Regions from separate parts of the Homo sapiens genome. Here region 2 is linked to region 1. Evidence: read pairs that join two places in POLR2A ChIA-PET (ENCODE). Cell type or tissue: Caco-2. All regions are shown on one strand. Each heading gives the region's core, and the rest is flanking DNA. Links, peaks and the distances in the headings are about the cores only.

The links. ChIA-PET counts read pairs that join two places held together with the same protein. Peaks named below come from ENCODE experiments on the same cell type or tissue, not always from the same donor. Only the 100,000 strongest peaks of a DNase experiment are listed, where the experiment ranks them.
Region 2: POLR2A ChIA-PET joins it to region 1 with 5 read pairs; 2 of 35 experiments call an interaction of 5 or more read pairs at or near these places.

What each region holds. Positions count from the first base shown.
Region 1 is chr1:232,688,206-232,693,584 of GRCh38, forward strand. No RefSeq gene overlaps it. Among named protein-coding and RNA genes, the nearest start is that of LINC01745, 27 kb to the right of the region's middle. In Caco-2, for the core only: no CTCF peak of the experiment used is centred there; no DNase peak of the experiment used is centred there.
Region 2 is chr1:232,994,056-232,999,434 of GRCh38, forward strand. It overlaps PCNX2 (pecanex 2), which reads right to left. Exons shown (of 34, transcript NM_014801.4): 31 at 5,050-5,324; 32 at 4,196-4,383. Among named protein-coding and RNA genes, the nearest start is that of NTPCR, 46 kb to the left of the region's middle. In Caco-2, for the core only: no CTCF peak of the experiment used is centred there; a DNase peak (open chromatin) is centred at 2,336.

The DNA of each region.
Region 1 (5,379 bases), core at 235-5,234:
AAATCATCCATCAGAATTGGGTCCGGCTGCCCTCTCTCCTTATCCACTCAACTTCCTCCCTACATATTTATCTCCTATGCTTTGTTTTTCCTGAGCAGTTTGTAATTTGGGATTCAGTCTCATTACTTGAAGTTCGTTACCTCTCTCACTAGCTCTTACTTCCATGTAGATGTCTTGGAATTGACACAGAGTCCTCTTTGCCTCTCAGGCTGGTTTTGTTAGTCACCAGTAATGACCTGTTACTAAATGCCAGCACACCTCATTTTCTGACTTACTATGCCCTTTTGGGCAACTGGTAAACCAACATTCTCTTCTTTCATATCTTAAAATTCTATCCATCTTTCAAAGACAAATTCAGCTTCTATGCATAACCGAATCTTGCTTTTCCATCTCAGCAGTTTGTTTATGTTTCTATTACATAATTTATCCCTGTGCAAACAGTATAATTGGCTCCTTAAAATTTACCCTAGATTTGAGTCTCTTTGAGGGGAGAGTTTTATTTGCTTTTTTTCTTTCTAGCAGCCTTTACTATGCCTGGGATCTGAAGGCTTTCTTGGAAAATGACCATGGAGATCGAGCAGAGGAATCTCTGAGCAGGAGATTGAGAAATATACTTGGATTTTCTCATTTTTAAAAAGTTTCTAACGTTTTGTAATATGGGTATCTGCAAAAACTCTATTTTCATTTGGAATGAGAGTCGGAAGTACTGAGTTTAAAATCCCAGCTCTTGCTACTCTAACGGCAAGCATATTTAGGTTTTACTTTTCTCATCTTTTAACAGACTGGAGCAGTGTGTGTGTGTGTGTGTGTGTGTGTGTGTTTGTGTGTGTGTGTGTGTTTGTGTGTGTGTTCATTGTTTCCCAATATATAATGGTGATCTGAGAATCTTTAAATCTTCAGGCAGTATCACCCTACTGACTATCAACATGGAAGCTCACAGAACTCTGCACTCCTCTCTTCAGGCAGGAATATATATTCCCCTGCACATCTCTCTGGATGGAAATGAATGTTAATCAATATAAAGGAAATTATTATCTTGGTTGATTTCAAGTTGTCCACCATACGTCTCTGCAGGCTAGAATCTTCTACAAAGGAAAATCTGCTCAGTTGATAATTGCCAGGTTCTACTCACCTCATCCACAGAACAAAACGAGTGATATTTTATATATGCATTTCATGTATCTTCCATGTATGAATTATGCCAATTTAATAGTCAATTAGCTCCAAAAAGTGGTGATTAATTTTGCTACAAATAGTGGTGAGCTTTTGTCTCTCAGGTGGTAAAAGGCTCAAGAATCTAGAATGCCAGCAAATGTGTTATTATTTTAAATAGCTAACCACATACTAACCATCAGTAGACTAATGACTTTTGTGCAGTATTTCTCAACATCTGGTCCATGGAACGCGAGTCTCTCAAAACCATTCTCAGAGAACAGGACTCTATTGTCGAATTAGTTTGGAAAATGCTGAATATTGACTCTTCACTCTAGAAAAATCTCAGTGAATGGATATTAAATATGTATATTAGGTTTATATTGAAGGCTGAACATTCCTGAGGAAAAGAAATTGAGTTTATTTTGTATAATCTGGTATTTTCCAAGCTTGGTTAGCACACATAGTGCATTACCATCCCAGGGAACTAGTTCCTCTTAGGACATATGTTGGCAACTGTTGCCCTTGAGAATATCCTCTTAGAAGTTTATGGAACTCCACACCTCTCTTCAGTAGGCAAGGCGTGTTTATTACTACAGTATAAGATAATAGCTCATGACAGATAAGCTCCCAAGAGCAGACAAATCGATTGGTTCAAGTTTGGCTTTTTTTTTTTTTTTTCAAATTAAAACGGCCCAAACCCTGAGCAGCAGCACTTATTCAATCTGCTTCCAATTTGCACATTCTAAATACAATCTGGCTTTCAGGTAAGAGGAAGATAAAATTGTTTTTTTTCCGCAGAAATCTGCCTTTTATAAATGGCTTTAATTTTCTGGCTCCAGATAAATCAGAAGTATCCTGAGAATAATGCTCTTTTGAGTATTTTGGGTTTTCTTTCACCACAGTCTCTTAAAAAAACTCGCGAGATTTGACTCCCAAATTGACAGAATCAAGTTGGCTTAAATCCATCTGTTCAGTCCTAATTCCAACATGGGAAAAGAGAATTGAGGAGAACAGAAGTTCTGAATAACATCTGGGTATTAGAAAAACAAAGAGGAGGTAGGATTTAACTACCCGATGAGGAATTGATGTAGCACGCCCTGCCGCAGGAAATGGCGCATTTTGGTCACTTCCACTCAGGGCAGAATGGGGTGGGGAAGGTGAGGAAGTCACACTCAGCTACCAAAGGAGGGCCGGCCCCCGTCTACTCAGCAGCAAAGTGGGAAAGCAAAAAGACTTTCTTTTCAGCATGCTTTTCTCGGACAACCCTTCTATGTCTTGTAACTCAGAAATTCCTCCCACAATCTCTCTCCCCGCAGTCAGTTGTCCATGTCCTTTCTCACTTCTCCCTTTCTTAATCAAAACCAGCTTTCAGAAAAAGTTATTTCTAACCAAGGCATAACTGTGTAATGATGTTGACAATGTTTTCCTTCCCAGAAGTCTTTGAATACTAATAAGGATAAAATGTCTCCTGTAATTTCTTGTCTGGTCAAAGTCTAGTCCCATCCCAGCAGTTTACCATGAGAACCCAGCCATCTTCAGATGACCTGCCTCTCCCTGCAATATTGGCTTCTTTTCTTTTCTTTTCTTTCTTCTCTTTTCTCTTCCTTCCTTCCTTCCTTCCTTCCCTCCCTCCCTCCCTCCCTCCCTCCCTTTCTTTCTTTCTTTCTTTCTTTCTTTCTTTCTTTCTTTCTTTCTTTCTTTTTTTCTTTCTTTCTTTCTTTCTTTTTTTGAATCAGGGTTTCTCTCTATTGCCCAGGCTGGAGTGCAGTGGTGTGATCACAGTTCACTACAGCCTCGACCTCCTGGGCTCTAGTGATCTTCCTGCCTCAGCCTCCCAAGTAGCTGGGATTATAGGGATGAGCCATCATGCCTTGCTATTTTTAATTTTTTTTAGAGATCAGGGTCTTGCCATGTTGCCCAGGCTGATCCTGAACTCCTGACTTCAAGCGGTCCTCCCACCTTGGCTTCCTAAAGTGATAAGAATACAGGCGTGCGCTACCATGCCCACCCAAAAATAACTTTTAGTAAGAGTTGCCATATATTACTTTCTTTCTATGTGGCAGGCACCATATTGAGTTTTCTGTTATTTATTTAATTTCCTCAACAACTTACCAGGTTGAATAGCAGCTTCATTTTAGAAATGAAGAAAAAGCCCTGAGAGAAGTGAAATATTTTTTTCCCAAGTTGACTGATGACAGAGCTAGAATTTGAATCGAGATGTTTCAAATCCCAAGCATGTGCACCTGATGACTCTGCACACTTTCTGCCAGAAGCTCCGCCTGGATGGGGATCAGCAGTTCTCACCCCGCAGCTGCAGCGAGTGGTGAATGACTGCAGGCCCCAATCCCTCTCACCTGCCCATGGGTAAGCCTCTCAGACCCTCTTCTTCCCAGGTCTTCTAAATATACAGGATTACTAGCAACTCTCATCACTGCGCTCTACCCTGGAATCCCTTCATCCCTGGTCCCCTTTCCTAGATTGACATTCCTGCTTCTGAACACCCACTTCCTAACACATTATATGAGCCCTTCTTTTCCTCATAAGCCCCTTCTGCCACATTCATCCCTTGACTAGGGGGATGTAATAGGAACATATATTTTTAGTAGGGGTTGTCTCGGTGTTTCCTGAAATCAAATTATACATGTGTAAATGTGTGAATCAATAAATATATATATACACATAAATATAAATCTGTATATATGTCTATAAATACACACGCACACAATATATTATATATGCCACCTAATGGTTACTGAATAGAACTGTCCTTGCCATTCTGCTACCTTGAACCTCATTCAAGTGATACTTCCTGGAGAATGAGGAAATGTTGGCTGACATGAACATCCCAAGCTTCTGTTTCTCATCAACAGTGTGCAACCGATTTCTGAACAGTTAAGTATCTGGGTGAAAACTATTTCTGCCCAAGGGCAGTCAATGTGAAGAAGTTGATTCAGCCACTTTACCTCTCAACAAATTTAGCATCCAACAAATACTTATAGAATACCCATGTAAGAGGCACCATGATGGGCATTGTCAACCAAAAAGTGATTGAGGCAGGTGTCAATCCATAGAGGTTTATTTTGTCAAGGTCGAGGACATGCCTGGGAAAAAACACCAGTTGCAGGGACATATGTGACCTGTGATTTTTCCAAAGGGTTTAGGAACTTCTGTATTTAAAGAGGAAAGAGGAAGCAGGAGGGGAAAAAAGAGGGTAGGCAGTGAGGTAGGTGTTACATTCTAGTGAGGCTCTGATGAGCCTTAGTAAACTACATTTTACATGTGAAATGAGAGTGTAGATGAAAAAGTCAATGATGCCTGGTCTCATGCTCAGTAAATCTACATTTCGTTTAAGATTAAGTATTATAGACATGAGAAAAGAGGGAGTAGAGGAAATGAGGCTATGATATGGGGTTGTGAAATTACAGCTATCTGCTCCAGAACAAAAGGAAGGCAGGATTTGTGACTCGGTTCCCAACCTTAACTTTCCCTTTGGCATGGTGAGTGTGGGGTCCCGAGATTCTATTTTCTTTCACAGCACTGGGAATGAGAAGTTGAAAAGATGTGCGTCTACCCTCATGGGGCCCATCTTCATAGAAAAACAAAGGGGCAAACATCCAATGGAATAAAAATATTGCTACCATGCCCTCATGGACAAAGGGCTCTAGAAGCAGAGAAGACTATTTCTTGTTTATGAGACGAAGTTGTTTCTTTTTAAATCCATAAATGTTTGGTGTCCTTAACCAGATTCAAAGTCCTTGAAGAGAAAAAAAATCAATTTTTTGTTCTCTCTTGCCCCATGTTAGCATTTAGTAGAGCCATCTCCCTACAGCCAAGATTTGAGTTGTGAGGCAGGTTGCTTGTGTTGCATAAGGAACAACTGAGATGCCTCACAGAGGTGCCCTAAGGACAAGCTAATAGAAATGAGGCCAAAGTGTTTTGTTAGTAGAAAGTTTAAGAGAGCTGCAGAAACACTTCACCGTGACCTAACGAAGGGAAAAAAAGAATGCAGGAGAGAGAGCAAGACCTGCAGAACAGCTTGCAGATCACAGAAGCATCTTCTGTCTGACAAAATATGAAGGTCCACATGAGGCAATGGCCACATCACCCAGTGACCAGGGAGCCTTGAGGAAAACAGGGGGGAAATGGACTTCAGAAGGAAGCCCTGCCCCTGGCTAAAGAAGGCTGAGGAGGCTTGGTTCACATTGCCGGTGATTTCAATTTCTG
Region 2 (5,379 bases), core at 252-5,251, 310 kb after region 1:
AATGTGGGGTTGGAGCCCCCAGAGTCCCACTGGGGTACTGCCTAGTGGAGCTATGAGAAGAGGGCCACCATCCTCCAGATCCCAGAAAGGTAGATACACTAACAGCTTGCACTGTGCACCTGGAAAAGCTGCAAACACTCAACACCAGCCCATGAAAACAGCTGCAGGGACTGTACCCATGCAGAGCTGCCCAAGGCATTGGAAGCCCACCTCTTGCACCAGTGTGACCTGGACATGAGACATGGCATTGAAGGAGATTTTGGAGCTTTAAGATTTAATGACTGACCAGCTGGGTGTTGGACTTGCATGGGGCCTGTGGCCCCTTTGTTTTGGCTAATTCCTTCCATTTGGAATGGGGACATTTACCCAATGCTTGTTCCCCCATTGTATCTTTGAAGTAACTAACTTGTTTTTGATTTTACAGGCTCATAGGTGGAAGGGTCTTGTCTTGTCTCAGATGAGACTTTGGATTTGGACTTTTGAGTTAATGTTGGAATGAGTTAAGACTTTGGGGGATGGTTGGGAAGCATGATTGGTTTTGAAATGTGAAAGGGCATGAGATTTAGGAGGGACTAGGGGCATAATAATATGGTTGAGCTCTGTATCCCCACCCAAAAAAAATCCCCATGTGTTGAGGGAGGGACCTGGTGGGAGGTGATTGGATCATGGGGGTGGTTTCCCCCAGGCTGTTTTTGTGATAGTGAGTGAGTTCTCATGAGAGCTGGTGGTTTTAAAGTGTGGCACTTCCTCACTCTTGCTCTCTCCTGCCACCATGTAAGATGTGTCTTTCTTCCCCTTCACGTTCCACCATAATTGTAAGTTTCTTGAGGTCCCCCCAGCCATGCAGAACTGTGAGTCAATTAAACCTCCTTCCTTTGTAAATTACACAGTCTCAGGTAGTACCTTTGTAGCAGTGTGAAAACAGACTAATACATTCAGTTTCTTTATCTGCAAGATGAGGAGGGTGAAACTGCCTGCATCTCTAAAAGCCATGGTGAGGATCCAGTGAATGTGCACATGAAAGTACTCAGGATGGTGTTGGTAGAGTAGAACCTGAGAACTGTTACTGTTATCAAATTTTATCACCTGCAGCAAGGATGCTGTGAATACACCGGGGGGCAGAGAAAGAGCAGGGTGGCAGCAAGGCAGGTGAGTTCAAAGCAGCTGATGCTTGGCCCAGGGCTTCATAAATCTCCCCAACCCTCCATCCCCCTAAGCAGGACAACAACTGGTCTCAGAGCCTGGGACAAACTCAGGCTGCAGGTGTGGCCAAGGCATGTGGTGTGTGGGGTATTTAGCCAGGCATGCTCCTTTGCTTGTAAAATGTAGAAAGCCAGCGGTGGCCTTGGCAGGAAGTTTTAAGAAGCATTCATGAGAAATTAACAGCTGGTTTAGGCTTTAGTAGATCCTGCTCCAGAGTAAGCGTGTCATTTAAATATGTGGAGGTAGATGCCCCAAAAATACAAAGCAGCTGCAAGAGTTGGAAGCAGTAACCTCTGAGAATTAGGAATGTTGCTGGGGGGTGAAGGGGGGAAACCCATGATTTTTGTTTTAATCCAGGCAGTCCTTTTTGAGTTTTAAACTATGCTGATTGTATAGTTTGATTATTAAATTTTAACTTAAAAATCCAATTTAAAAAAAAAGATCCTGCTCTGACATCTTCCACAAACGGGAAGCTGTGATTGCTCCTGTAAATGCAAGGAATGCTCACTGCCTATGGTGTTCGGACTCCAGGGAGTGGAAGGAACACCAGCTCTTCCAGGCAAGGCCAGTTCCAGGTGCTGTTTTATAGGAAGAAAGGGAAGAAGGTGTTTCCAATTTCTTCCCCCTCCTCTCCCCCCACCCAGGCTGGAGTGCTGTGGCGTGATCTCGGCTCACTGCTACCTCCGCCTCCTGGGTTCAAGGGATTCTCCTGCCTCAGCCTCCCAAGTAACTGGGATTACAAGCACCCACCACCACACCTGGCTAATTTTTTGTTGTATTTTTAGTAGAGATGGGGTTTCACCATGTTGGCCAGGCTGGTCTTGAACTCCTGACCTCAAGTGATCCTCCCACCTCAGCCTCCCAAAGTGCTGGGATTATAGGTGTGCACCACAGCACCCGGCCTCCAATTTCTTTTCTGCCAAGCTTCAAGAAACCAGGTCTGAAGCACTTCTGGAACCCCCACCTCTGACCCCTGTCTCTGACCCTGCCCACCCCGCAGCCACACCCCCCTGACTCTGGACTTTCTCCAGTCCACACAAGTCACCTGGAAGTACTGGCAAATGACAGATGCTTAGGCATTTCACCATTTGGAAGCTACTTTGCATTTCCCCACCTGGAAAGTCACTCCCATGATCCTGAAACACATTTTTCATGTGATAAGAAATGTTAACTAAACAATGAGATACTGGAGGCCTGGGAGCTGCATGGGAGGCCTCCAGCAGGTGTCCTGCAGGGCCTCAGAGTAAACAGCATGGGGTGGGTGGGGCAGGGGGAGATCTTTTTTCCTTTCTTTTGAGCAGCGGATACCACCTATTTTGTCTATTTACCTATCTATCTACCTACCTAGCTTTCTTTCTGTCCTCTATCAATCAGTCCCTATCTACCTATCTAGCATCTGTGGAAGGAAAATAAAATCTCCCCAAACTCATATGCCAAAGGAAAAAGTCAAGCCTGGGAACTGAGACATGCAAAACTGTCTCCCTCCCAATTTGCTTGCAGAGAAATTCCTTGTGGGCCCCAAGATCTTTACTCTAAAACAGTTCTGTTAAATTTCACCCTGACAATGTAAATGAACAGCTTACCTTTACAAATGCGGGACAAAGATAGGACTAGGAGTCCTCCATCTGCTCACCTGAGACAAAGGCACACATGACTCCTTCTTCAACTCTATGTTTACTTTATGTAAAAATGCAGATCTGCGGAGCTGGACATGAATGTACAATTGACTGTTTCTCTACCTACGCTTTTTACATGTAAAATGTGGATTCAGTGAAGGTTGATGAAAGCCTCAAAGGCTGGTCACAGTGGTTGCAAAATACCCCTTTTCCTTATCCCCTGCCCCGCCTTTTTCCCCTATTGCCCATTCTTTCCCCTTTAAATAATGAAGTCCCCAAACCCTCTTTGGAAAAAGTAGCCACAGTTGGGTCTGTCGCTTGTGTCCTTTTTTCCTGGGCACCTCTTTAACCTTGGCAAAATAAACCTCTAAATTAATTGACAGCTGTCTCAGATACTTTTTGATTTATACATATATCCTCTCTTTCTCTCTCTCATATCTTGCTCATGTTTGCATACATCCTACTGTCTCTGTTCAATCCTCTGCCTTGCTCTGGGCACTCCCAGGAGGCAGGGACTGTAACTCCTGGCTCATTTGGTGCAGAGCTAGCAGGAGAAGCATGCACAGAGGCACTTATTAAACGCTTCTGGATGGTGAGGAAGAACTGAGGCCAAAAAGTAAAACCACTAACATGCTCCAGAGGGTAAAGCCAAGGACCAGCAGGAACCAGGGCAGAGCATCCATCTCTTTCATGTTCCCAGGACACTCATCCTCTGGATCTCCTTTTCTAGTCCAACCACCTCCTCCCCAGTGCAGACCACCAGTGGAGTTTTGGAACTTCATCCATCTGGTGGAGTATAACTATTTGGGTGTTAGTTTAAACATAATTTTAAACTTTAGACTCAGCCAGGCTTGGTTGCAGCCACCTCCTAGGTTCCTATCTGTGGGCACCCTTTCTGCCCTCTTTTCTTCTGCTCTGAAATGTCAAGTCTAAGTGGAGGAAGGTGAGAATCAGTGAGAAGCAGGAGAGGGAAGGCAGGAGGCCTGTTTGTGTGCCCCACGGACACTTGGAGAAGAGGGAGACAGTACATGGGCCAATAGCTACAACACAGCCAGACACAGAAGGCACACCATCAAACGGTCATAGAGTGAGAGACGGAAAGATGGAATGGAATGCAGCGACCCCTGGACAGGTGGACAGACAGATGAATGGCTGGCCAAGGTCATGGACAGATGGATAAATGGTAAAAGCTGAATCTAACAGATGGAGAATTGTTTTCCTGAGCAGAACCTACAAGAGTCTGCAAATTTCCGGCATCTATTGTCCCAATGCAAGAAGGTGCTCTCAGAGGTTTAAACAACATCATAACTCAGGGCATTGGTCACTGGGACCAAATAGGACTTCATCGATAGTTTGGAGGCCCCTGCTGCACCCACCTGTTCTCTGTGTCCCTTCACAGGATGACACCCCGTGCTGAGCACCGCCTTTTCTGGGCTGTTCTGCGCTGCTCTCCTGGCTGCCACCACTCGGGGCATTGTTGCCACCTGTCGTCGGGGCCCCTCCTCCGTCCACGTCTTCAATGTTGCCGCCACTGTGCTGGCGGGCATTGCAATCCTTCCGCATCCTGTGGGAGGGAGAAGTCCTTTGAGGATTCTCAGCAACACACTTCCAATCCCCCTAAATGCACCACCATGGCCTTGCCTAAATCGGGATCGAAGAGCGTGCTCTCCAGGTGAGTAGCCCACCTGGCATGCTGGTGGGAAGAGGGGCTGTTGTTCCCAAACCTCAGCATCTAATAAATGAACAGACTGCACCAGGATGAATGGGCTTCCGTCTCAACCTTCCATAAGAACCCTTAGCACTGAGGCTTGATAGGGAGCTCTGTCGTCTTCAGGCAAAACTTCTTAGAATTCATCCCAACTGATTACTACATCCAGGTAAGAAGACTTATTGGATGAGAAATGTGTGCTGGGGATGTTCTTCCAGTTCTTGCTAACAGATGTGGAATGGTTACTGCTAAAGACTCATAACCTTGGCAGCTCTGCAAGAACTCAGCCTGTGCAAATGTGGGGGAAAGAGATTCTCATCCATATGAGATTTTCCATGGATTCATAATCTGAGACTGCTTGCTGAAACAAATGATCTGTTCGATGCCACTTGGGGGTAGCAGTTTTAATCATATGAGAAAATGGTGGCTGACAGTGAAATCTGAACCAGGAGTACAGAGCTCCCTGCATCCCCCACACCTTCCCCCAGCATCTGGACAGAGGCATTTGTTGTAAAAACTTACCTTACCCACTTGGTCCAGAACCAGGTCCTAATTCTGTCCAAAGTGATGGGTCCACCCCAGATGTTCTTCAGCTGCCTGTGTGTCCCTAGGTAGGATGTGGTTAGTGGGGAGACATACATGGGGTACCCCAGGGGCTGATCGCAGGAGGAGTTAATCAAGTTCCGCAGGACCTGCTTATTGTTCTGGATACTGCCGCGCTCCGGATTGCGGTTGCGAAGAAATATAAGCTCCTGCTGCTGCCCGGCCCAAAGTCCTCGGACGCATTCTTTGTTAACCTGCAGGTCAGAGAGGGAACGGGAAGAAAGGCAGAAGGCCTGTGTTTTCCAGTCT